Linked DNA regions of Homo sapiens: all the other regions are linked to region 2. Evidence: chromatin contacts called from ENCODE Hi-C or POLR2A ChIA-PET data. All regions are on one chromosome and are shown on one strand. The core of a region is the stretch at or near the end of the contact, and the rest is flanking DNA. Distances in the headings are between cores, read along the strand shown.

Region 1 (6,741 bases), core at 4,221-6,720, 2.0 Mb before region 2:
TGCAGTTTCCTCAAACGCATGTTCTCCTCTGCAATGCTCTGTTCCACCTGTTGCCTGGCTAATTCCAAACAGTCCTTTGGGTTGCAGTTTACCAGTCACTGTCTTCATGAAGCCTCTTGGGGATACCAGAAAAGACTCATTAGGAGTCTCTCCTGTATGCACCTAAGATGTCCTGTACTCGCCTCCTCCTAGCACTTACGATGACACCCTCACACCACAAAACACCATCATTTCCACTTACAGATCACTGCAGCAGCCTGGTAACTGTTCCTCAAACTTACTTTCAAAAGGTTCAGGAAAAAAAAAGACACACACAACACACATACATACATGTACACGTATACAGATGCATACCTATATACACTCGTGTATAGAGAAAACCAAACATGGCCAGACATTAATAGTGAGTCTAGATGAAAGGTATAACGGGAGATCACTGTAACTTCTTTTGACTTTTCTATAAGCTTGAAATAAAAAGATGGGGAAAAAAACCAAAATAATGAAGGCAAATTCTATTTTCTTCATGAAAATCTTTAAGCTTTTTATGTGATTTCTACAGTTAAAAAGCTTACTAAAAATCAGGAGAGTGCAAAACAGGTTGGTAAGACAGCATCTGAGTTTACAGGAGTCATTCAGTGGGGCCAAAAGGACTCCAAAACTATATACTTTGAGCATCCCCAATCCAAATATCTGACATCTGAAATGCTCCAAAATCAGAAACTCTTTTTTTTTTTTTTTTTTTGAGAGTCTCACTCTGTTGCCCAGGCTGGAGTGTAGTGGCACGAATTTGGCTCACTGCTACCTCTGCCTCCCAGGTTCAAGTGATTCTCCTGCCTCAGCCTCCCGAGTAGCAGGTACTACAGGTACGCACCACCATACCTGGCTAATTTTTGTATTTTTAGTAGAGATGGGGTTTCGCCATGTTGGTCAGGTTGGTATCAAACTCCTGACCTCAGGTGATTCACCTACCTCAGCCTCCCAAAGTGCTGGAATTACAGGTGTGAGTCACGGCGCCCAGCTAGGACTAAAAAACTGTAGAGGTTGAGCATCCCTAATCCAAATATCCGATACCTGAAATGATCCAAAATCCAAAACTTTTTGAGCCCCCACACGATGCCACAATGAAAAATTCCACACGTAAGTACTTAACACAAACTTTGTTTCATGCACAAAATTATTTAAAATATTGTATAAAATTACCATCAGGCTAGGTGTATAAGATATATATGAAACATATATATATAAGTGAATTTCATGTTTAGCCTTGGGTCCCAACCCCAAGATATCTCATTATATATACGCAGATATATCAAAATCCAAAATCTGAACTACTTCTGGTTCCAAACATTTGGGACAAGGGATACTCAACCTCTATAAGCACCTAGAGAAAGGACTCTTAAGTGGTAAATCTTGAATATAATGTGTTTCTCATCTATAGTCAGCCCTCTGTATTTGTGAGTTCCACATCTGCAGATTCAGCCAACTACAATAGAAAATATTCGAAGTAAGGCCGGGTGCAGTGGCTCACGCCTGTAATCCCAGCACTCTGGGAGGCCGAGGCGGGCGGATCACAAAGTCAGGAGATTGAGACCATCCTGGCTAACACGGTGAAACCCCATCTCTACTAAAAATACAAAAAATTAGCCGGGCGTGGTGGTGGGCACCTGTAGTCCCAGCTACTCAAGAGGCTGAGGCAGGAGAATGGTGTGAACTGGGGAGGCGGAGCTTGCAGTGAGCCGAGATGGTGCCACTGGACTCCAGCCTGGGCAACAGAGTGAGACTCCATCTCAAAAAAAAAAAAAGAAGAAAATATTTGAAGTAAAACAAAACAAAACAAACACACACAGTAAGGGCACAGTAACTGACGCCTGTAATCCCAGAACTTTGGGATGCTAATGTAGGCGGATCACCTGAGGTCGAGAGTTCGAGACCAACCTGGTCAACATTGTGAAGCCCCGTCTCTACTAAAAACACAGAAAAAAAATTAGCCAGGCGTGGTGGCGCACACCTGTAATCCCAGATACTCGGGAGGCTGGGACATGAGAATCACTTGAACCAGGGAAGTGGAGGTTGCAGTGAACCAAGATTGCACCACTGCACTCCACATTCCAGCCGGGGTTATAGAGTGAGACTCCATCTCAAAAACAAACAAAAACCAACAAAAATAACAACACAACAATAAAAAATGCAAACAAAAAATACAGGTTAACAACTATTTATTTACACAGTACTTACACTGTTTTAGGTATACATACATATATATGCATGTATATATATTTATATATTTTGATATGGATATGATTTGATATATATATTAAATATATATATTTTTTGATATGGAGTCTCCCTCTGTCACCAGGCTGGAATGCGGTGGCATGATCAGAGCTCACTGCAACCTCCACCTCCTGGGTTCAAGCGATTCTCCTGCCTCAGCCTCCCGAGTAGCTGGGATTACAGGTGCGTGCCACCACGCCTGGCTAATTTTTGTGTTTTTACTGGAGACAGGATTTCACCATGTTGGCCAGAATGGTCTCGATCTCTTGACCTCATTATCCACCCACCTTGGCCTCCCTAAGTGCTGGGATTACAGGCGTGAGCCATCGTGCCCAGCCAGTATTATAAGCAATCTAGGGATTACTTAACTCATATCTTGCTTGCCCTGAGAATACTGTGCTGGCAGCGAGCTGCACTTTTTTTGCTTTCTTTTTTTTGTTTTGTTTTGAGACGGAGTCTTGCTCTGTCGCCCAGGCTGGAGTGCAATGGTGTGATCTCGGCTCACTGCAACCGCCTCCCAGGTTCAAGCTATTCTCTTGCCTCAGCCTCCCGAGTAGCTGAGACTACAGGCGCTCGCCACCACATCCAGCTAATTTTTTGTATTTTTATAGTGGAGACGGGTGTTAACCATGTTGGCCAGGCTGGTCTCGAACTCCTGACCTCAAGTGATCCACCGGCCTCGGCCTCCCAAAGTGCTGGGATTGCAGGCGTGAGCCACCACACCAAGTCAAGTACTTTTTTTTTCTAAATGGGAAATGGGTTAAAGCATATAGGAGGGTGTACATAGGTTATAAACAAATGCTACACCATTGTATATCAGGAACTTGAGCATCCACAGATTTTGGCATCTGCAGGGGGTCCTGCACCCATCTGCTGAGGATACCACCATGCAACGACAGTAATTGGAAATTTGCTGAATTTGGGGGCAATATTTGAAACTAAAAATGTCAAGGTTCATTTGCATTTTCAGTTTTACTTAACGTTCCTATGCCAAGGCCAATGTTTATGATAGAAAGAGAAATTTACTTACACACTTGTATATTTTGTGTGAGGGCTTAGTAGAGACGAAAAATGCCTTTGGGGGGGCCGGGCGCGGTGGCTCACGCCTGTCATCCCAGCACTTTGGGAGGCCGAAGTGGGCGGATCACAAGGTCAGGAGTTCGAGACAAGTCTGACCAACATGGTGAAACCCTATCTCTAAAAAAAAATACAAAAATCAGCTGGGTGCAGTGCTGTGTGCCTGTAGTCCCAGCTACTTGGGAGACTGAGGCAGGAAGCTTGAACCCAGGAAGCCGAGGTTGCAGTGAGCCGAGATGGCACCACTGCACTCCAGCCTGGGCGACAGAGTGAGACTCCGTCTCAAAATACAAAAAAAAAAAAAGGTTTGTTTGGTAAAGAGATAAAGAATGTTCGTTCTGGATTCAGATTGCCTGAATTTCAGTTCCAGCTCTGCCACTACTACCTGTGAAATCCTGAGCCAGTTACTCTTCCTCCAAGCCTCAGGTTACTCCTCTGTAGAACAGGGACATAGTACCAGTTTCATAAAGTTGTTGTGACCATTGCATGACACAAGGTATATGAAACACTCAAATTAGTACCTGGCACATGTTGAAATGTTATCTACTATAGTAATATACTAAAAAAGTTCACAAGAGGTCTCATAGGTTTTATGCATACAGTATGTGTGTATGGTTTATGCACTTTCACATAACCCTGTGATTCTTCAACAGGGTTATGTTTTCTAACCCCAAGGAGACATCTGGAAAGGTCCAGAGACATTATTGGTTGTCACCACCTGGGGAGAGGTGCTACTGACATCTAGTGGGTCAGGCCAGGGATGTTTCTAAACACTCTACAATGCTCAGGACACCCCGCCCCCTTGCCAAAAACAAAAAAGAATAATCAGGACCCAAAATGTTAATAGTGCAGAGTTGAGAAACCCTGATTTAAACAGGGCATATGGAAACGTATTTCATAGGATGTAGTCACAAGATCTATATACGCATGTATCTTGTGGTCATGTCATAGTCCAGATACACACACATCTAGAACGCACTATGTCCACACACACACACATCTAGAATGTACTATGTACTTACATATGTATCATTATACAATGTACCTAGAGTAGCATCCTGTCATGTATGTGTCCCATATGCATTGATTGTGTCAGTATCTACATACAAAAGCCACTCTGACATACTGGAAAGAATGCTGAGCCTCAGAAAAGCTAATGTTATCTCCATATACATAATTCCATTTCATCCTCACAACTGCATGAGGACATGATATCATGCCAACTTTATGCAATGACTATACTAGTTCAAGACTGCACAACTGCTGATGTAGGTCAACCTCATAGTACGGACAGGAACTGTGTTTATCTTATACGCCAACGTATCTCAAGCATCCCAAGGGTGTCTAGACTCTCAGTAAACATTTGTGAAGTGACAGGGTGGGGAGGAGGACCCCGGTCTAACTGCAGCACTATGCTCGTAACCAGCAGATCACCATCTTTTCTCTCTTTTTTTTGAGACGGAGTTTCGCTCTTGTTGCCCAGGCGGGAGTGCACTAGCACTATCTCGACTCACTGCAACCTCCGCCTCCCGGGTTCAAGCGATTCTCCTGTCTCAGCCTCCCAAGTAGCTTGGACTACAGACGCGCGCCACCAAGCCCGGCTAATTTTTTGTATGTTCAGTAGAGACGAGGTTTCACCATGTTGGCCAGGTTGGTCTCGAACTGCTGACCTGAGGTGATTCGCCCGCCTAAGCCTCTGGGCTGGGATTACAGGCGTGAGCCACCGCGCCCAGCCAGATCGCTATCTGAACAGCGATCGACTCTCCACTCTCTACGGCCCCTTAGAAGGAACTTCACCTCTCTGAGCCTCGTTGTACCTATCTGTAAAGTGGGACAGAAACAAAACCATCCAGACTAGGGTTAGAGACAGGAGTCAAACACAACAAAAGGGGCAAAGTTCTGCATAGCAGATAGCTCGGACAATTCGGAGACCTCGCGGAGCCAGGGATCCCGCGCCGTCAGCCGAGGTGGATTAGGACGAGGCCTCTGGAGCAAGCAGAGGTTAACTCGCGACTGTGCGAAAACCTGCAGCTCAGCCTAAGTGTGGCACCCCAGCGCAAGCAATCTCCACGACGTCCTTCCGCTCCGACCTCCTCAAAATTGCGTCCGGAAGAGCAGTGGGTGACCCCTGCCACGCCGCCCAATCGCTGTGCGCGGTCCTGCGCGCATGCGTAAACCGCAGGTCAGCGACGGCGGCCGGGAGGCGGAAGTGGAGGTTGTTGTGGCTCCGAGGGCTGTTCGAGGAGCTGCTGCTGCTGAGGCGGCGGCAACTGCATTGAGGTGGTGGCGGCGCTGCCGGCCCCGGGCCGCTCGGCCTCTCGGCTCGCCTTCCAGCCTCGCCTGAGCCCGCCGGGGCCCGCGCCGGCCAGCGCCTGCCCTATGAGTGTGTCACTGGTTGTTATCCGATTGGAGCTCGCGGAACACTCGCCTGTCCCCGCCGGCTTCGGCTTCAGCGCCGCGGGTGAGTCCCGCGGCCTCGCCGCATTCCCTGTAGCCGGGTCTGGGCCCGGAGGGCTTCCCTTCCCAAAGCACTGGCCCGGGAAAAGCCCGCGGCGAGGGCTGTTGCCCAGGAAGACACGGAGAGGTAATCGGGATCCCTCTCTTTCCCATCCGCCTTTGAGAGGCCTTCCCGTTTGTTATCTCAGGGAAGCCCTGCCCCGAACCTCCCTCCCTGTGCCGTCTGAGGGCATTTAGTTTATACCTGGCGCGTCTCCCTCTCGAGATAGTCGAGTGGTGTGTTTGTCTCACTTGCTTCCCTATGGGCTTCGTAAAGGCAGGGACTGGGTCCCCAGCAACGCTGGACGGTCCCTGGGTTAATTAAATTGTTCCCTTTTGGAACGATATCCATTGAAGTGCCCCCTAACCATAGTCATAACTAAAATTTGGACACTTCCTATATCCCAGCACTGTACTAAGCACCTTTTGTGTATTGTATTCTTTAATTATCTTTGCAACAGCCCTAAGAGGCAGATGGATGTGACATGTACCTCTTACACATTGGGAAACTGAAGCTTAGTGATTAATTGATTTGCCCAAGGTTATCTGTAATGGGTGAAACTGGGATTCTAACTCAGTGAGCTGGACTTGAGTCTGAGCTTTTTACACCATTAACACAAGTGAGGAAGCTCCTTAGTGGGGAATGCAGCTCTGGCTCTGTTCCTTGGTCCTCAGATAATTAACTAACATTCATTCAAGAAATACTTGGCCGGGCGCGGTGGCTCACGCCTGTAATCCTCACACTTTGGGAGGCCGAGGCGGGCGGGTCACCTGAGGTTGAGAGTTCAAGACCAGCCTGGCCAACATGGTGAAACCCTGTCTGTACTAAAAATACAAAAATTAGCTGGGCGTGGTGACAGGTGCCTGTAATCCCAGCTACTGGGGAGGCTGAGG
Region 2 (6,345 bases), core at 2,591-5,090:
GCCCTGCTTAAACCTTCCCTATCCACCTAAGGCTCCAGGACACAGCCACTCACGGCTGCCCCTTTCCCCATCAGGCACGAGGGCCCACACACATCACTGGCTGCTCCAGGGCCACTCCGGCCACCCAGAACAGTCTTCTCACTCCTGTCTGGCACATTCCTATTTGTCCTCTTCATGACTCATGTGCCACCTCTCCTCTAGGGCTTTTTGACCCTCAGGCTGGGTCAGGAACCTCATCTACTAGTTTGCCCTTGCTCCATCTACATCCCAAGAAGGTCCCTGGGGCGGCCAGGGGCAGCTTCACCGCCTCCCTCCAAGCAAGCCCAGAAGGGCAGGTGACAAGGAGCGAGTTTCAAGCTACACCTTCTTTCCCCTAGTGCTGGAGAAAGGAGTCCTGGGGGTGAGGGGACCAGACAGACCACAAGGCCGGGCGGAAGTTGTTAATCTACTCAACGCTGACCTGTAGGTCATAGGAAGAGAGGATTCAAATCTGCCTTTTGGTGTGGACAAAGCATCTTGGTGGGGCCAGACTCCCCCTCCATGGCTGATAGCCTCTGATGCCTGCAGGGACCCCTGTCCAATAAGTAGGAGTGTCCCCCAAACCCCATGGGAGGAGGTGGTAAGACACAAGGACTCTGGAGCCAGGAGGGCAATTCAGGACCGAACCTCTGCAGCTGCCTGGCTGATCACCTGTAGCCCATCACTTCCTCTGTTTAAGCCTCAGTTTCATTAGCTATAAAATGGGCCACAGCGTATGAGCCACTCCAAGGAGTAACTGAGATCATGTAAAACGCCTGGCATATAGGGAGATGCTGAGAAAGCTGGCACTCCCTCCTGCTCATCGTCTGGCACGCTGAGTGCCAAGCCCAGGGAGATGAGGGAAGGGAACAGAAGGAATTGCCCAATTCTGACAGCCTTTCCCTCTGCCTTGGCTGTGGAAGTGTAAATACTCGGCAGAGGGCCTCCAACTGCCTGTGTTTGTGAATCTCTGGCGCGCACTCCGAGTTTGTTTCTAAACTGGGAAGCTTCGAGAGGCAGCGCAAACAGCCCTTCTGCCCACCTCTCCCGGCTCTCCCCCAATCTGCTGTTGCTCCTCTGTCCTTGGAAGCTTGTGTGTTTAACGACACCATTTCAGCTGGAAATACCATCTCCCTGCCAAGCCCCCAAAAGCAGCTCCACCGATATTTATTGACCTGTTAATCTAGCTAGAGAGCTTGGTAGAAGAGCAGGGAAAATGCTCGCTGCATAGACTGGGGCCTGGCTTCTCCTAATGACCCGAACACACACTTTCTCTGCTCTTACCCCGCCCCACGCTGCTGAGGCAATGACAGTTTTCGAACCTTTTCCTAGAAATGTGATCACAGCAGTTTCACCAGCACCCGACACTGGCAATAATTGCTGGAAGGGACCTAGACGAATCCCAGAGCCAGCAGCAGGATGCTTGCTGGGGGTTCTCTGGGCCTTTGCAGGGAAGCGTGCCAGTACTGGGGTGTGTGTTGGTTGGGGGTGCCCTGACAGAGACACAGTTTATTCAGACCTTGGCACTGATGGGCCTCACTTGCCCGCCATTCACTTAAGCAGCCTCACAATATGCTCGTTGAAATCCTCTTAAACACCAGAAGGAGCAGGGGGCAATCAGGAGTTCCAGGTTGGCCAAGGCCCCTGACCTTGGGGTAGAACAGCATGGGGAGCCCCTGGACTAGGGGTGCAGCAGGCAGCAGCTCCTCTGCACCTTCCTTGGCTGGGGGAGGGGCACCCACATTTTCCCCAGCAGAAGTAGCCTATTGGAGGGCCGGAGGCCCACATCTCTCTGGGGACCCTGGGAACTTCAGCCTGCCAGCTGGGTACATGGTGGGGTTCAGGGAGGTCTCTTCTATAGCATCTCTTTTCAAAACAGAAAGTTGCTCTGTCTGGGAGGCCTGAGCCCCGAGGCACAGGCCAGGCTACATGGGCAAAGCTCTGAACACCTGTCCTTGCGGGGAGGAGCATCAACAGGGACAGCTGGCACTGCCTCCCTCCCCCACCTTATGGGGCGCTAAGGATTTAGGTCAGAGGACTGCAATGGTAGGGGTGGGGGGAGTCCGCCTTCACCCCTCCACTACCCAAAGGCATCCAGCCCCGCCCCTTGTTACCACGACCCCGCCCCCTCCGGCCTTGGGTCAAGGCAAGTGGTGTTGCCACGGCAACCCCAGTGACATCAGAGGCTAAGGTTTGACGTCATGTCGTGCCCCCACTGGGGAACCTACCGTCCCTGCGAGTTATTTGTGGGAACGTGGTTTGAACGAGGGCTCTAAGGTCTAGCCCCATGGGGCACAATTCTCAAACGTGGCCACCTGCGTTTCTGGAACCCCAAATCCCCCTCTGAGGTGATTTCCCTTGAAGATCTCAGAGGCTGCTCGGGAGACCCTCAACGTTTTCCCATCCTGGGTGCCCCCCACCCCCCAGCCCTTCCAAGACACTGGAGTTCCCGGGGAATTTTCGGATGACACAGCCAATACCTTTGTTAGCTTTACGGGTGGGGTGACCTTTCCTCTCTGGCAACCAACCCGCCCAGGGTCCCGCGGAATCCGAATGGGCCCCCCAACCTCCACTCCCATCGGCTGGCCCATCTGAACAAGTTGTGTTTGGAGGGAGGAAAGGGGCGGACAAGGGTTATCTCTGCTTCAGGACCCCCAACAGCCTAGGACCCCTTCTGTCCAATCCTGGCTGCCCGGACGCCAGGGGGTGCCCCCAGCTCCAGCGCAGAACCCCGCCCCGCACAACTCACCGGATCAGCCAGGCCGTCGAAGGGCACCAGGTCTCAGCTACCACGACGCTCCGCTCGACGGGTCGCAGCCATGCAGGAGTGGCAGAGGCTGCCTGACGAAGCCCTCCTTGGGGGTCGATGCCTCTCTCCGGGTGGGAAGGGGCGCTGTCGGTGAGGGCTATCCTGGCGCCGGCCTGCGCCGTCCGAAGTCGGGGGGGAGGGGAGGTCTCCGTTCAGCAGGGGTCACGCCCGCCCCGGACGGGGGCCGCGCGGGCGCTCAGGCGACGCATCTTCGCCGGGGCCCGTGATCGCCACGTCCGGCGGGCGGCGCTGCGCCTCCCCTCGGGGCCCCGCTCAAGGCTGCAGCTCGGCCCGCGCCGCTCCCAGGGCGCCCTCTCCGCCCGCGCTGGGAGCCCGGCGGCCGCGGCCCCTTTCGCCAGCCCCAGCTGCAGCCTGTCTTTGTTGCTTCCTCTCGCTCGCCCGCCCGCCCGCGGCTTGCAGCCCCCGGGTTCGCCCCGAGGTGGAGGGATTGTCTCCTTCGGGGGTTGCACGCACCCGCAGCGGCCCCGGCTCCTCGCCGGACATACACCGGCCCCTGCAGGTTGCAAAGAACAGCGGCGAGAATGCACCGGCCCCTCCTCCTCCTGCTCTGAGCCCCGGGTGTGGGGGGAGGGGAAGCCGGCGAACAGCGGCGGCGGCAGCGGCGGCGGCGGCGGCAGCGGGCGACGCAAGCTCGGATGCAGCCTCGGGGGCCTCGGCGCTGAGAAACAGCCGATCCCAGTGGCGCAGGACGGACACGAGGACGGCCCGGGGGACTGTGCACCGGGTGTGCGAGCTCGCAAGCCGCAGCAGGGGCCGCGCGCGCTGGGCTCTCACGCGCCCATGGCCCCGGGCGGCGCGCGGGGGCTCCCGGGGCCGCAGCCTCGCGCCGTCTGGCGCGCGCCGGCGCCTCGCCTGGTCTCAGGCCCGGGTGCCGCGCGCCGCGCCCCACAGGCGCCGGGCCCGGCTGTCCGCCTCCCCCGGCCGGCGCGCGCAGCCTCTCCGCGGAGCAGCCGGCCAGGCAGTCCTGCCCGCTGCTCCGCTCTGGCCCGACTGACAGGCGCGAGCGCCGGCAGCAGCCCCCGCGTCTCGTCCCCCGCCCGCCCCCCGCGGCCCAGCCCAATCAGCGGCGGCTGAGAGGCGGTTACCAGGGTGACGCGGCACCGCGTCCTGCGAGGGGCGGAGCCGGGGGCCGCCACGCGCGCTTTTCGCGGCAAAATTCAAAGGCCGGCAGGGCGGCTCTCCAACCTCCTCCCCCAAGCAGGGACGAGGCGGAACTTGCCTCGCGAGGACTGCAACTCCCGGCATGCTGCGCGCCGGCGCCGGGTGGAGGGGCCCCGACTGGGGGCGCAGGGCGTGCTGGTTTTTGTAGTCCCACTAGGGGTGGCAAAACCAGTGTCATTTACTGATCACATATTTGGGACAAGGCACTGTATAAGTGCATTATCGGCATTATTTCATTTAATCTTGGCAAAAACCAACCTCATGAGGAATTTGTTAAAAATAACAACTATAGCTAACACTTATGTAGCAAAGTATTTTATCTAATCCTCACAACACCGTGTGAGTGGGTATTACTATCACCCCCATTTTACAGATGAGAAAACTGATACGGTAGGTACTATTATTATACTTCCAACTTACAGAGGAAACTGAGGTAAGGAGATGTGAAGTGACATGGTCCTGGATGTTTTTGTCCTAAGGCTTATTTTTGGCAGCGATGTGTTTTTGGCATCACAGTTGTGATCTGTGGAGCGCTAACTATATAACCCAGCACAGCGCTGAGCAATTTGCAAGCTACACCTTCTAGACGTACCCCACGCCCACAGGAGACAGGCACTAGCCTACTCCCCCACTTAATAGATAGGGAAACTGAGGCATAGTTTCACATCAACCTGGGGTTCAAATATGAATCTATCAAACTATACTGTGCTTTCCCTTTTACTTTTAAAGAAGCTTCCTGGGTTCTCACAGCCCATGGGCGGCCCGTCTAGCAGTCTCATTTACAGATGGGGAAATTGAGTCCTGGGTGGGGCAGTTCCCTCAGTTGCTGTGTGTCCATCACACAGCACTGTAGGAAGCCAGCTTTCCGGGATAATAACAAAGATCCCCACAGAAATGCAGAGCAGCAGTCAGACCCCCCACCCCTCAGGCTATGCCCGTGTGATACCTGGAGTCCCACCGAAACTGGGTGGGATTGCAGCCCTGCCCTTGCTGGTTGTTGGTCTTGGCCATTTACCTTCACGGGTCTGCGCCTCAGTTTCTTGTCTGTGAAATGGGGGGCATCATAATTCCTACCTTACAGCGTAGATTTGAGGGCAAAATGAATTCTTGCATGTAAAGGACTCAAAACACACATTAAGTGCTCAATAAATGCCCTCTGTACTCACCCGGGCTGGAGGGCTTTGGAGACCCTGGGGAGCGTATCCAGCGGACGGGCTGATTATAGACGGGCCCTAGCCTACTTCCAGGAGCCAACCCACCCCGCCGGGAGAGGCGCCCGCGGCGGACCTCCAGGGCCGGCCCAAGTGGGTCACCCGCCGCCTTATCTAGGACAGGAGCTGGCCCTGTTTCAGGCCTCTAAGCGGCTGCTCGGCGCGCTGTTCCCAGCAGCTCCGCTCTATTTCTCCGCGGCCGCCCCCATCTCCTCCCCTTCCCTCCCCAGGCTGAAGGTGGGGGTGGGGATTTACCTGGAAATGTGTTATGCCTCCAGCTGCTTCCCGCTCGGGCCAGCAGCCAGGGCTGCGGGGACGTCAGGGAGGGCGGCCGGGGCGACTGGATGGGTGGACCCAGCGTGTGGACAGGTGGGGAGACCAGACTTCAGCTGAGGACAGGGCGAGGGACAGTAACAAGCAAACCCTGGGAAATGAGAGAGATCGCGAAGAGGAGAAGAAGGCAGCAGTTCGCACCACAGCCTGTCAAAAGTTTGGGATTTTTTTCATTGTAGGTCACCATGACTTCACACCTACTGTGTGTCAGGCATGGGCTCACTGCTATTTATCTCACATAACTCCTTTTACCCTCGCAGAAACCCTATAAGGTATATACGATCACTATGCACATCCTACAGCAGAGGAAGGCCACATGACTTACCCAAGGTCACACAAATGACAGAACCAAAGTCCAGAGCCCTGACGTTGATTTATTGCACCTTGTGGCAGCCACTGTCTGACCGTGTGCAACCTTGAGGGGAGTTTCTTCTCTTCTCTGGACCTCAGTTTCCCCTGCCATGAAATGGAGGGTAGGACCCAAACCCCAGCCCTACCAATCAGACTCTCCTTGGTGGGACAGCAGTTTCCAAAGCTCCTATGTGGTTCCTGATACAGCCAGGGCTGACAACCCCAGGTCGAGAAGATCTCAAAAGACCCCTCCATCTCTGAAGTTCTATGAGTCCACGATGTGCTCATGGTGGAATTTCCGACAGCAGCAGGCTCCAAGGCAGCTGTCCAGCAGGAGAGGTCAGAGCCTTCCAGATGCCTGTCGCTCCCCTCCAGGCAGGTGAATGCCCCGTAAGATGCTCTGCCCCACTCCCCACACTCCCAGTGCCCCCCTACCCCATA
Region 3 (6,605 bases), core at 1,416-3,915, 1.2 Mb after region 2:
CCCTGGGGGCGTCAACCATCCCGGGACTGTTCTTTAACTCTTTTAACCCAGTGGTTTGATTGTGCGCCCCAGGGGACATTTGGTGACGTCTGGAGACCTGGTTAGTTGTCATAACTGAGGAGGTGGAGGGAGTGCTACAGGCATCTCATGGGGAGAGGCCAGGGATGCCACCACCATCTAACAATGCACTTTCAGTCCCCACCACAGAGAACTGGTGGAGGTGGGGAGCCTGCTCTAGCCCTAGCCCTCCTGTCCTGGCCCCTCTTGGCCACCTGAGGATCAGCCCCACACATTCAACTTCCTTTAGTTCCTCGAATGCCCCCAGGCTCTCTTACGACAGTTATGTCAGTTATGACAACTAACCTCTGGTCTCTGCCTGGAGTCCTTTTCCTTGGATGCCCTTCACCCTGGATGACTCCTACTTAACAACTGGGTCCCAGCTCAGGTGTCACTTCCTCCAGGGAGCCTTCCTGGTATGCTCCTACAGCCCTTTATGCTTCCCCATCACCACACTTGTGACACTGTCTCAGTCACATCACCTTGTCTATACTAGGAGCTCAGGGCTGACTTGTTCACAATACCCCGATGCCCCACATACAGGACATGACACATTCTATGTCTGTCTATCCAGTTAACAAGCATTGAGGAAGACGGCCAGTCTGTCTTACCTGGAGAGGCCTTGGTCTTGGCCACCAGCAGCGTCGCGCCCCTGGAGGTGATGCTGAGCTCCGTGGACGGGCTGGTGCACTTGGTGGCGGCATGCTGCGCCCTGTCCGGTTTGCTCCTGAGCAGGTAGAGGCCTTTGAGCACAGCCAAGCACTGCTCCTCCACAGCCCCCAGCGGCAGCAGCAGGGCCAGCAGGGACCCCAGCACCATGCTCAGCAGCGTCACCCAGAGGAAGCGGCTCCAGACCGAGACCCATTTCGGTTCAGTCACCGCCATCACTGAAGCCATTGGTATGAGCATCATCTGGACTCAGGAGAGGGCCCTTTGCGCATGTCCACAGGCGGCTGAGAGAGAGCAGGATCTGCAAGGAGCCAAGAGTCGCAGGAGAAACAGACACGTTCAGGACATAGTGTGACTTCAGCTGGGAAGATGGGTTTGGAGACTTCTGCTCTTTTAGCTCACTAGAGAGATGGGGTGGGGGCAAGTCAAGGACTGGATCTCACTAGAGGAGGGGCCAGCCTAGAAGGACTGGTGCCACCTCCTGGGCAGTATGAATGTGAAAACACTGCTGTGGTCCAACAATTAATGAGCACTTGCCATAATCCAGGCCGTGTGCTAAGCACCAAATGCCTCACATGGGTCACCTCCTGCAATCTTCAACGACTTGAGCTGATGTTTTCACCCTTCTCCAGGTGAGGGAACTGAGGTTCAGAGAGGTGAAGTCCCTTGCCGAAAGTCTCGCCGGGAGCAAGTGACAGCCTTAGGACTTGAACTCAGGAACCCCACGGCTCTAAAGTGTCCCCCCTTCCCATATATCCCTGTGGCTTCTGACCACAAACACTGGATTTGTGGACATATGTCAAACATTTGGGACATAAATGACTGACAGACACCCAGGCAGATCAGCCACAGCAGTTCTGACGCCCAATCTTTGATAAGCACAATTGTTGGGTGGCCTCATTTATTGCCCTCACCCTGATATTCAGCCACAGCTCCCACAGTGCCCTTCCCCTCTCTGGCCTTCCATTTCTGGCCTGTCCAGAAGGGACCCCATCAAGAAGATGAGCAGTTCGAGCATCTCGAAAGGAACTCAGGCTGTGGGCCACAGTGCTTGGCCTCAGTGACAACATGGCTTGTATGTGCTTGGGGCTGGCAGTGGGAGTGGAGGTGGGGCCAGGCATGCAAACACTATGCTAACAATAAGCACTTATTAAGCAACTATGGTGTCCTAGGTGCTGAGCAGTGTACTGGCCACGCATTGCCTCGTTTCACCCTCATGCCACCCTATGAAGGAAGAGCTACCGCTAGCTCCATTTTACAGACAAGGGAAACCAAGACACAGAGAGCATAAGTTAAATTCCAGAAGGCCCACAGGAGGTAAACAGAGGCATCCGGAAGGAAACCCCAGGGCCTCTGAACCCGGTCCCCAGGTCTCGATTTCTACCTTATTACTAAGCAGGGCCTGTGCACCTGCTCTGGGCTGGTCCTGACCCGGGAATGACTGATGGATCACGGGGTTCTGAGTCTCATGGGGATCCTGGCCCATTGCCACAGAACATGTGAAATGGCTTGGGGTGCGCTTTAATAGGGGTGCGCCTGGAGTGCTGCGCGGGTCCAGGGGTCTGGGCGGGCTTCCCGAGGGGACAGGCTCCTGGGCGGGGCGGTACAGGAAAGGGGGCAGTTCGCCGGTGCCAGGGGTGTGTGCAGGGAAGGAGTGCGTTCTGGGAGGCGCGAATCTCTCCCCCACACTTCCCTAGAAAGGGAGAACTGAGGCCCGGAGAGGGGAGGGGACCGGTCTGAGTCCCCTCCAAGACTGCAGAGCCTCCCTTCCCGAACCCCGCCCAGGGCTCGCGGCCCCGTCGCACCCTTCCCGGCTTCATCCTCTCGAGCCCCTAGGGCTTTTCCCCTTCTCACCGCGCGCAGCTGTCAGAACCCCAACCGCCTTCCCCGCGCTCCCAGCTCCGGGCCGCCGGCTCCCGGGTCCTCCTTCTCCGCCGGCCTCTGGCCCCGCCCCCGGCGACTTGCCATTGAACCGCCCGCAGCCCTCGTCGCGGCGGATTGGCTTTCCCCACTTGTCCTTCCCTCGCATTTCCGGGTTCCCGCGTCCGCGTCGGCTTCCCCGGGAAAGACGCGCCGTGGGCCACTCCCATTGGTTGTTGCTTGCGTTTGTCTCGTTCACGTAGCAGCCAATAAGCAGCGGGAGGGGCGGGGCCTAGGCCACAGGCAGGAGGAGCAGGTGCTGGAAACCCGATGGGCGTGCGGATTTGGGGCACACTAGGTGGCGGGCCCGGAAACTGGAAGTTCCACGGCGGTCTTTTCCTCGGGTCTCTTCGTCCCGGAGCCGCTGTCGTGTGCCTCATTTTTCCCGGTTGTGAAATGAAGATGCTGATGCTTTTCACCCCTTCACCCGGTTAGCCTGCTTGACTGCGCAGCCCCTGTTCTTAGCCTCCACCCCATGCTGCTGAGTTTGCCGCCTTCTTCTTCTTTACTCTTTTCCTCTCTGTGTCTTTTCCTCCCTGACTTAAACAACTTTTTTTTTTCTTATAAAATACAGGGTCTCGTTGTGTCGCCCAGGCTGGAGTGCGGTGGAGCAATTGCAGCTCACTGCAGCCTCCACCTCCTGGGCTCAAGCAATCCTCCCATCTCAGCCTCCCGAGTAGCTGGGACTACAGGTGCATGCCACCATGCCCGGCGAATTTTCTTTTCTTTTCTTTTCTTTCTTTCTTTCTTTTTTTTTCTCTCTCTCTGTCTTGCTTTCTTTCTTTTTTTTTGAGACGGAATCGCACTCTGTTGCCCAGGCTGGAGGGAAGTGGCACGATCTTGGCCCACTGCAACCTCCGCCTCCCAGGTTGAAGCGATTCTCCTGCCTCAGCCTCCCGAGTAGCTGGGATTACAGGCGCGCATCACCACGCCCGCCTAATTTGTGTATTTTTAGTAGAGATGGGGTTTCACCACGTTGGCCAGGCTGGTCTCGAACTCCTGACCTCAGAAGATTCGCCTGCCTCGGCCTCCCAAAGTGCTGGGATTACAGGCGTGAGCCATCGCGCCCGACCTATTTCTGATTTTTTATTTTCTTTAGAGACCGGGTCTCACTATGTCGCCCGGGCTGGTCTCGAACTCTTGACCTTAAGCTCTCCCTCCATCTCGGCTTCCCAAAGCGCTAAGATTACAGGCGCAAGCCACCCCCTCGGTTCTCCCTGACTTTTTAATTTGTATCCTCTCCAGAAGGACCTGGCTAGTTCTTTTGGCTTCCCAGAGAGAAATTTTTTCCTTGAAGCAGAGAATGGAAACCTCCATCTTAATCCACAAATACTGAAATTAAACATCTAGGGAGGTGCCCCAGAAACGCTAAGCATTTAGAAGTTAGCAGTTCAGATTCTGGGGAGTCAAAGAGACCTGAGCTCAAATTCAGACTTTGCCATTTACTCTCCGTGTCACCTTGGGCACGTTACTCCTAGCCTCACTTTCCCCACTTGTAAAATGGGGACAAACAGCCTACCTTGCTTTTGGCATCCAGTTCAGGATTTGCAGAAGGCTTGATGCTTCAAGATCTGACCTCCTCTGTGACGTGTATTGCTCTTGGAGGCAGGGCTAGGTGGTGGTTGTGGGGTGTCACTGTTGGGAGTCACACAGACCTGGGTTCAAATCCCAGTTCTGCCCCTTGCAAACTGAATCACATTCAGCAAGTGACTTGATCTTGTTGATCATCTGTCTAGGCTTTTCTGTAAACTGTGCACAGTGTGATGATATTACCACTTCACAAGGTTTTATGTGAGGGTGAAATGAGATTCTATACATCTGGCACAGAGCAAACTATCTATCTATCTATCTATCTATCTATCTATCTATCTATCTATCACCTATCTATCTTTTTTGAAATAGGATCTCACTCTGTTGCCCAGGCTGGAGTGCAGTGGCATGATCTTGGCTCACTGCAACCTCCATGTCCTGGGTTTAAGTGATCCTCCCATCTCAGCTTCCCTAGTAGCTGGGACTACAGGCACACACAGGCTAATTGTTTTTTTGTTTGTTTGTTTGTTTTTGAGACAGAGTCTTGCTCTGTCACCCAGGCTGGAGTGCAGTGGTGTGATCTTGGCTCACTGCAATCTCTACCTTCTGGGTTCAAGCGATTCTCCTGCGTCAGCCTCCTGAGTAGCTGGGATTACAGGCATGTGCCACTGCACCCGGCTAATTTTTTTGTATTTTTAATAGACACGGGGTTTCATTCTGTTGGCCAGGCTGGTCTTCAACTCCTGACCTCAAGTGGTCCACCTGCCTTGGCCTCCCAAAGTGCTGGGATTACAGGCTTGAGCCACCGCGCCTGGCCAGAAGATCCATAGTTTTTAAGGAACAAAATCAGGGTGGTGATTATTTTGGTGGCTTCTCGTTTTTAATCTTTTCAACCAAGGTCATAAACATTTTTCTCTTGGAGTCCTCTGAATTGCACTTCCTGATGGCCCAAGTAGTAATGTCATTGTAAAAACCTTCCCCAGAGGAGGGCCTGGTAGGCAGCCAGCTTATGGGTGACAGTATGTTAGAAAACAGTGAAGCTCTGGGGTCAGACAGATGTGCGTTGAAATGCAAGGCCCACCGCTTGCTGGCTGGGTGACCTTGAACAAGTCACTTATCCTCACTGAGCTGGGTATTAAGGGACTAGTGGACCCCTGTCCACACCCAGGTATAAAGCAATGTAGTCCTCTGCTTCTAAAGGCACCCTCCTCTCTTTGTTAAGTCTTTAATTAGCTTAGGCTACGAGTAGTAAATCCAGAGGCTATGCAGGAACTGCTAATGAGCAAAGCTTCCTGGCCATGAGACAATAGGTAGAGGTGGGGAGTATGGCAGATTTGAGAGCACATGCCTTGTCTAAAGTGGGCAGCAGCTTCTCAGCTCGAACCCGTATTTATTAGCTGGGATGCAGTCTAAAAGTGGATAGAGTTTTCAATTTTTCAAAATAAATGTGAGGCCTAGATTTTTTAAGCAGTATCTCCAGATTTTAAGGCAGTTGGCATGGCTGCCGGCTGGCTTTCCAGGGCCGCCAGATTGTAACCCCTTTGTAGCCGGTAGTGGAAGATGGCAGGGGAACGCAGGAAGAAAAGACTCAAAGGACTATTACAGCAAAATGAGCCCATTACTGTGTCTGGCCACCAGGGGGCAGTAATTCACCTGACATCACTTCCCTCCTTCAATCTCCTTGTCAGGAGTTTACACTCAAAAAATTTTAACTCTCGACTTTGTCTGCATTCAGCTGTGTTGAATGCACAAAATATGGTCCCTGAAGCGATATTGAAAAGTTGGCTTTCTCCATCTTAAGCATTCTGTACTAGGTGAAAATTGCCTCCCCGTGGCCCACGGAGGAGTTTTCTAAACGCTTACCTTGACACATGACAAAGAACCCAGAAAGTGGCTGCATGGGAAATATGTCCATTATGCAAAACAAAACAAGACAAAAAACCCTTCTGCATGTTTAAGGAACAGCAGTCAAGCGCTTCTTGCTGGCAGAGTCGGATTCTATTGCTTAGGAAAAACAAAACTCCCCGGCTTGAGGCTACATGGCATTGAGTTGGCTGCAGAATGACTCAACTTCATTAAAAAGAAAATACACCACACCTGTTCTTGCTTCTTCATTTCTCTCATCTTTCCCCACCCCTGATTTTTTTTTCTCTGTCTAACTTAATGCTGTGGCTGAAAAAGAGAGCCCAGCAGCCCTTCTCCCTGCTACTGATTAATCCTCCTTTTAAAACATACCTGGTGGGGGCCAGGCGCGGTGGCTCACACCTGTAATCCCAGCACTTTGGGAGGCCGAGGCGGGCAGATCACGACGTCAGGCGATCGAGATCATCCAGGCTAACACAGTGAAACCCCGTCTCTACTAAAAATACAAAAAATTAGCCTGGCGTGGTGATGGGCGCCTGTAGTCCGAGCTACTCGGGAGGCTGAGG
Region 4 (6,348 bases), core at 1,213-3,712, 1.9 Mb before region 2:
GCCTAGGCCTTCTTATTCAACTTCCATCGACCTGAAACTTACTATTTTTTTTTTGAGACGGAGTCTCGCTCTGTCGCCCAGGCTGGAGTGCAGTGGTGTGATCTCCGCTCACTGCAAGCACCGCCTCCCAGGTTCACACCATTCTCCTGCCTCAGCCTCCCAAGTAGCTGGGACTACAGGTGCGCATCACCACACCCAGCTAATTTTTGTATTTTTAGTAGAGATGGGCTCTACTAAAAATTGGCCAGGCTGGTCTCGAACTCCTGACCTCAGGTGATCCACCGGCCACTGCCTCCCAAAGTGCTGGGATTACAGGCGTGAGCCACCACACTGGCCAAAACTTGTTCTTAAGATTGTATTCTGGGACCTTGATTCCAATCAGAGAAAAGTGATTGTATTTTTTTATTTTTATTTTTTTTAGATAAAGTTTCGCTCTTGTTGCCCAGGCTGGAGTGCAGTGGTGCCCTCTTTGGTCACTGTAACCTCCGCCTCCTGGGTTCAAGCGATTCTCCTGCCTCAGCATCCTGCGTAGCTGAGATCACAGATGCCCACCACCACGCCCAGCTAATTTTTTCGTATTTTTAGTAGCGATGGGGTTTCACCATGTTGGCCACGCTGGTCTTGAACTCCTGACCTCAGGTGATCCATCCGCCTCGGCCTCCCAGAGTGCTGGGATTACAGGTGTGAGCCACCGCGCCAGGCCAAGTGTTTGTATTTCTATTAAAGAAAGAATATAACGGGACACCATTGACGACCTGCTCCATTGCAGGCCTCCTTGCTGTTCCTCAGACTCCCCCCTCAGAGCCTTTGCCCTCGCTGTGCCCTCCACCTGGAGCGTTTCTCCCCAGGATCCTCATGCCCATGCTCATTTGGGTCCCTGCCCCATGTCACCCTCTCCAGGAGCTTCCCCTCACAGCAGCCCTGGCCTGTACCACAGCCGGGTACAGGTATTTTTTTGTTTCAACTGGTTTTTTAGTTCCAGTTTCCTTTAGGTTACTTTATTTATTTATTTATTTATTTATTTTTTGAGACGGAGTCTCGCTCTGTCGCCCAGGCTGGAGTGCATGATCTCGGCTGACTGCAACCTCCACCTCCCGGATTCAAGCAATTCTCCTGTATCAGCCTCCCGAGTAGCTGGGATTACAGGCGCCCACCACCACACCCGGCTAATTTTTATATTTTTGGTAGAGACGGGGTTTCACCATGTTGGCTAGGCTAGGTTAATTTTTAAAGGGTTTTGCAATGGTCCCTTGATCTACTTTTTACCTTAGATGGGAAATAAAACTGATTTCCTACATTGGCAGAATACAATGATCATTTTTGCCTGGACTATCTAGGAGGTTAATTTCAGTTGGACTACTGAAAACTGCTGGTTCAATCATTCTCCACGTTTATCTAAGTCTTTACCTTTATCTGGACAGTTCTAGGACATTGAGGGGAATTTTGGTGTTTCTTCCCCTATTATTTCCTGAAGTCATTTCACTTTAAAAAACAATAGATTCACTGCTCAAAAAAAAAAAAAAAAGTTACCTACTTTCTACTTGCTTCCAGTTTAACTGCAACACATTTTAAAAAGAGTCTACTGTGCTGGCTGGGTAAGTTAAATTAAAACTTCTAAAGGGTCCAAGGTCTAAAGTTCGCACATTGTTTTGAGGTCGGCTCTGTCTCTACCGAGGGAGATCCCATTATCCGTAGTTCTACCAGTCCCAATCCCATATATTTCCTTTAGAATCTCATGAATGAGGAAAAAGAAGTTCAAGTGAGGGAACATAGGTTCAAATGAAGGTCAGATACCTAAAAGAGTTTTCTGGTGACTGTGCGCGGCTGGGGTGGAAAAAGTGGGGAAAAGGTACCCAGATGTGGGTGGCCCCGGAGGGTTGCTCCACTCCAGCCCCGGCAGGGCAGGACAGCGCGGCCTGCCTGGTAGATGCCCCGAGCCACTGGAGCGCCTACTGTGTGGCGGGCGGGGGACGGCAGGAAAACGGCAGGATGCTGTGTCCCCTGAATCTGGCAGGGTTCTAGGTGCTTTACACGTAGCAAGACACATTCTCCGCCCCAAGGCACTCGCAGTCAGTCCATTTTCTGGGTTGCATCAGGTGGGGGCAAACTAGGTCCCCGCAGAAGTGAAGATGCTGAAGGAATACAGTAGGAGAAGAAATGCTTCTCTCCTGTCCTCCACACCAGGCAGGCCCCAGAGGCTGAGACCGACACGCCCTCCCCGAAGGGCAGACCCGCCTTGAGGAAGGCGGATCCGGGTAGGGACCGCCGCCTGGCCCTCACCCGACCCCCGAGAAAGCAACCCAGCGCGCCGCCCGCTCCTCACGTGTCCCTCCCGGCCCCGGGGCCACCTCACGTTCTGCTTCCGTCTGACCCCTCCGACTTCCGGTAAAGAGTCCCTATCCGCACCTCCGCTCCCACCCGGCGCCTCGGCGCGCCCGCCCTCCGATGCGCTCAGCGGCCGCAGCTCCTCGGAGTCCCGCGGTGGCCACCGAGTCTCGCCGCTTCGCCGCAGCCAGGTGGCCCGGGTGGCGCTCGCTCCAGCGGCCGGCGCGGCGGAGCGGGCGGGGCGGCGGTGGCGCGGCCCCGGGACCGTATCCCTCCGCCGCCCCTCCCCCGCCCGGCCCCGGCCCCCCTCCCTCCCGGCAGAGCTCGCCTCCCTCCGCCTCAGACTGTTTTGGTAGCAACGGCAACGGCGGCGGCGCGTTTCGGCCCGGCTCCCGGCGGCTCCTTGGTCTCGGCGGGCCTCCCCGCCCCTTCGTCGTCCTCCTTCTCCCCCTCGCCAGCCCGGGCGCCCCTCCGGCCGCGCCAACCCGCGCCTCCCCGCTCGGCGCCCGCGCGTCCCCGCCGCGTTCCGGCGTCTCCTTGGCGCGCCCGGCTCCCGGCTGTCCCCGCCCGGCGTGCGAGCCGGTGTATGGGCCCCTCACCATGTCGCTGAAGCCCCAGCAGCAGCAGCAGCAGCAGCAGCAGCAGCAGCAGCAGCAACAGCAGCAGCAGCAGCAGCAGCAGCAGCCGCCGCCCGCGGCTGCCAATGTCCGCAAGCCCGGCGGCAGCGGCCTTCTAGCGTCGCCCGCCGCCGCGCCTTCGCCGTCCTCGTCCTCGGTCTCCTCGTCCTCGGCCACGGCTCCCTCCTCGGTGGTCGCGGCGACCTCCGGCGGCGGGAGGCCCGGCCTGGGCAGGTGGGTGTCGGCACCCCAGCCCCCTCCGCTCCGGGCCCGGCGTCCCCTCCCCCGCGGCCCGCGCCGCCGTCCCCGCCCCGTGACCCGCCGGGCTACCCGGGGTGGGCTGGGGGCCGGCAGCGCGGGGGAGACTCGCTCGGGCCTGAGCCCCGAGGCTCGGCCGGTGGGCGCAGCCGGGGTCCTCTGGGATTGTCAGGCCTGTCCAGCCTCCCGCAGCATCCCCGCCCCCTCCCCCGGCGGTCAAGATGGAGGGAGCGGGCGGCCTCCCCTCCCCACGCGTGTTGGGAGGGGTTCTCGGGTAGCGGCGATGGTCAGCCCCGGCTCCCCCTTCCGCACGATCCTCCGCCCGCAGCGTGGGGATGCTCGGGCAGCTCCTCCACTCCCGGTTTAGGTGTGAACGTTGGAGGGGTCTGGAGGCTGTGGTGGCGTTTTCCGGAACATGTCCCCCTCCATGGGGGACATCTCTGGAGGGGAGAAGTTAGGGCCGCGTCCCCCGTGCCGGTTAAAGGGGTAGGCACCGGGCTCCTCCGGAATCATCAGGGTCTGTCGGGGCTCTCTCCCCGCCCCCTCCGAGTCCTGGGAAAGATCGGAGGACGGGGTGGAGACAAGTGGGCCTTGGCCCCCGCACCCCTCTGCGTTCGTGTCCGAGGCGGCGGCGGGGGCTCCCGAACTCCCCTGAAATCGTGGGGCTCCATGTGGCCTCCGGCAGCGTTCCACCCTCCCCCACCTGGGGAAGGGAAGGGGTGGGGAGTGCCCGGCCCCGTCCCGGCCTTCCTCCTTCCCCCGCCAGACCTCTCCGGCGCGCGGGTGGTGGCCGATCCGCATTGCTGTTCGAGGCCGCAGTGGAGAAGGCGCCTGTGGAACATCGGTGGGTGAGGGCTGGACCCAGGCTGGACCCTGGAGATCCGGGGTGGCGGTGCTGGTGGCAGGGGGCGGGCACCCTGCGCACTTATCCCAACCCCCGCCCCAATTTCGGAAATGCTAGGAGAGAGAGATTGCAGCAGGGGACGTGGTCGGGTTCCTGAAGGCAGAAAGGCGGGTGTTTACTAGCGTCTTTTTCCCTCCTAAGCCGGGGTTGTAGTAGGGGCTGGGGGCTCAGTGTTGTCCCGGCTAACTGGGTTTGACTCGAGGGTGTGTTTGTGCAGGAGGGCCTGTTGGGGGTGGCGGGCGGTTGTCAGTTCGTATTTCACGAACTAAGAAAATGCTTAGTGTTCAAAGGGAGAAGGAAACGTCAATAGACTCCATTCCATTGTGGCCGGTGTCCTTAACTTCGGGAGTGCCGCCAGAGCTTACCAAGGGCACGCAAGTCCATTTCCCTTGTGCCTCAAGTCCATCCGTGTTGTAGGCACTACTGTGCCTTCTTTAGGCCTAGGCCGCCGGCTTGACGGCGGGTGACCGGCGTCCTCCTTAAATAGGCATCTTGGGCTTTGGAAGGTGGAATAAGAGGATTTTTCATTCACCCGAGTTTTCTTTTTGAAAACACATTTTCAGCAACCCATTTCCAAAGAATTTTTATTTACAGCAGAAATTCCCCATCAAGAGGAATCAGCTGGTTTTTAAGGAATTCTGCTGCCTTCAAAGGGGGCGGAAACAGTCGGTTATTTGACTTTACACGCCCCGCCCCCCCTTCCCCTTCTCTGAGTCTGAAGCATCCCAAACACTACTTAGCCAAACTAGTTCAGATGAAGTGATCGTTTCCCCAAGTAGGGTAACTTCAGTTTCCCTTTTTCGTTGGCATCTAGCGAAAAATGAAAAAATTTAAAATACAACTTTTATAGAAAAGGATGTATTCTGTTTTTACTTTCTTAGGTATTAGGAAGAGATTTGGCAGATAATTCAACATGTTCAAATATATAAACATTAAAACTAAGGTTATTAAGTTGCATTGACTACTAGGCTTAAAAATTAGATTATAAGAGAATTTGCTCCTGAGTAGTTTGAGTGATCAAAGATATTTGGAATGTTTTAGTACCACAAGGTCTTTTTTCTGTTCCTTGAGGCTTTACAACAATTTAAGGTTAATTTAGATTTTTCCTTGCTTTAAGTTCTTTTACTTGAGACCTAAATGGCAGCCCTTATTCTTTCTGATGAATAGGTGAAATTTTGTTTACTGTGTTGGATTTGTGTAATGTGAAGTTTTATTCTTGAACAGATCGTTAATGTACTTGTAGAATTACTTTGAATTTGAATCACTTTCCTGCATTCCTTGTAAATAAGTTTCAGCTTCTAGAATCTCCTCACTTAGGTTTGTGCGTATCAACAGTGAAAATAAGTCTCTGAGAGCAAGGGTGAAAAAAAATGCAGCATTCGGTTTGACAAGTTTCGAGATAGCAAAATATGCTTGAAAGTCTGGAAATTCACATCTGCTTTAAGAAACATTTCATAATTTGACTTTGTGTGTGTGTGTGTGAATAGTTTTTCATGACTTTCAGAAGTGATTTATTTTGTTCTTTGTTATATATATTTTTGAAGGTGGCTGTTTTAGGAAAGATAATGTAATCACAATATTAGAACATAATTTTACTGTAATCTAATTTTGTGTGTGTGTGTGTGTGTGTGTGTGTGTGTGTGTGTGTGTTTTGGATGGAATCTCACTCTGTCGCCCAGGCTGGAGTGCAGTGGCCTGATCTCAGCTTACTGCAGTCTCTGTCTCCTGGGTTCATTTAAGTGATTCTCCAGCCTCAGCCTCCCCAGTAGCTGGGATTACAGGTTCGTGCTACCACACCTGGCTAATTTTTTTGTATTTTTAGTGAGGACGGGATTTTGCCATGTTGGCCAGGCTGGTCTCGAACTCCTGACCTCAAGTGATCCGCCTGCCTTGGCCTCCCAAAGTGCTGGGATTACAGGCGTGAGCTACTGCCCCTGGCCAATTTTTGTATTTTTAGTAGAGATGGGGTTTCACCATGTTGGCCAGGCTGGTCTCGAACTCCTCCTGACCTCAAGTGATTCGCCAGCCTCGGCCTCCCAAAGTGCCAGGATTACAGGCAGGAATGAGCCACTGCCCCCAACCATCAGTCTAATTCTTATTTTTGCTTTTTACCTTTTCATTTTTATGTAGTAGAGGTGATTGTGTATGTTATTTTGTAGTTAGCTTTTTTCCCCTGAACGTTGTATTGTAAATGTAAATTTTTTTTTTTTTTTTTGAGACAGAGTCTCGGTGTTTGCCCAGTCT

What was found. Hi-C counts contacts between places; a loop is a spot of excess contacts on that map. ChIA-PET counts read pairs that join two places held with the same protein, here RNA polymerase II (POLR2A). Pooled maps may share reads with other maps.
Region 1: a map of CD4-positive, alpha-beta T cell shows a loop between it and region 2 (13-fold over the local background). The contact joins the promoter of ACAD10 here to the promoter of FAM222A in region 2. A Hi-C loop is called at or near these places in 2 of 168 maps with a recorded cell type or tissue (CD4-positive, alpha-beta T cell and CD8-positive, alpha-beta T cell) and 6 of 50 pooled maps.
Region 3: a loop to region 2 is called in a map of CD8-positive, alpha-beta T cell, with 5 times the contacts of the local background. The contact joins the promoter of FICD here to the promoter of FAM222A in region 2. A Hi-C loop is called at or near these places in 2 of 168 maps with a recorded cell type or tissue (CD8-positive, alpha-beta T cell and naive thymus-derived CD4-positive, alpha-beta T cell), 1 of 37 single-sample maps with no recorded cell type and 12 of 50 pooled maps.
Region 4: a map of CD8-positive, alpha-beta T cell shows a loop between it and region 2 (22-fold over the local background). The contact joins the promoter of ATXN2-AS here to the promoter of FAM222A in region 2. A Hi-C loop is called at or near these places in 1 of 168 maps with a recorded cell type or tissue (CD8-positive, alpha-beta T cell), 1 of 37 single-sample maps with no recorded cell type and 4 of 50 pooled maps. POLR2A ChIA-PET finds 5 or more read pairs at or near these places in 1 of 52 experiments (T-cell).

Annotation. Positions count from the first base shown.
Region 1 is chr12:111,684,782-111,691,522 of GRCh38, reverse strand. ACAD10 (acyl-CoA dehydrogenase family member 10) reads right to left here and starts at 5,470. Exons shown (of 21, transcript NM_025247.6): 1 at 5,284-5,470. It overlaps BRAP (BRCA1 associated protein), which reads left to right and starts at 5,567. Exons shown (of 12, transcript NM_006768.5): 1 at 5,567-5,812. The coding sequence starts at 5,731. RefSeq lists a silencer at 5,695-5,794 and enhancers at 5,139-5,840, 5,841-6,542, 6,543-6,741.
Region 2 is chr12:109,711,320-109,717,664 of GRCh38, reverse strand. It overlaps FAM222A (family with sequence similarity 222 member A), which reads right to left and starts at 3,840. Exons shown (of 3, transcript NM_032829.3): 1 at 2,768-3,840. RefSeq lists silencers at 3,700-3,749, 3,780-4,109 and an enhancer at 4,815-5,378.
Region 3 is chr12:108,511,337-108,517,941 of GRCh38, reverse strand. FICD (FIC domain protein adenylyltransferase) reads right to left here and starts at 2,665. Exons shown (of 3, transcript NM_007076.3): 1 at 2,581-2,665; 2 at 669-1,027. The coding sequence starts at 969. RefSeq lists enhancers at 230-730, 943-1,042, 731-1,231, 3,134-3,193 and a silencer at 4,690-4,875.
Region 4 is chr12:111,595,612-111,601,959 of GRCh38, reverse strand. It overlaps ATXN2-AS (ATXN2 antisense RNA), which reads right to left and starts at 2,462. Exons shown (of 2, transcript NR_146497.1): 1 at 2,407-2,462; 2 at 1,705-2,132. It overlaps ATXN2 (ataxin 2), which reads left to right and starts at 2,645. Exons shown (of 25, transcript NM_001372574.1): 1 at 2,645-3,176. The coding sequence starts at 2,926. RefSeq lists an enhancer at 1,911-2,140 and silencers at 2,601-2,910, 2,971-3,140, 3,231-3,280, 3,871-4,000.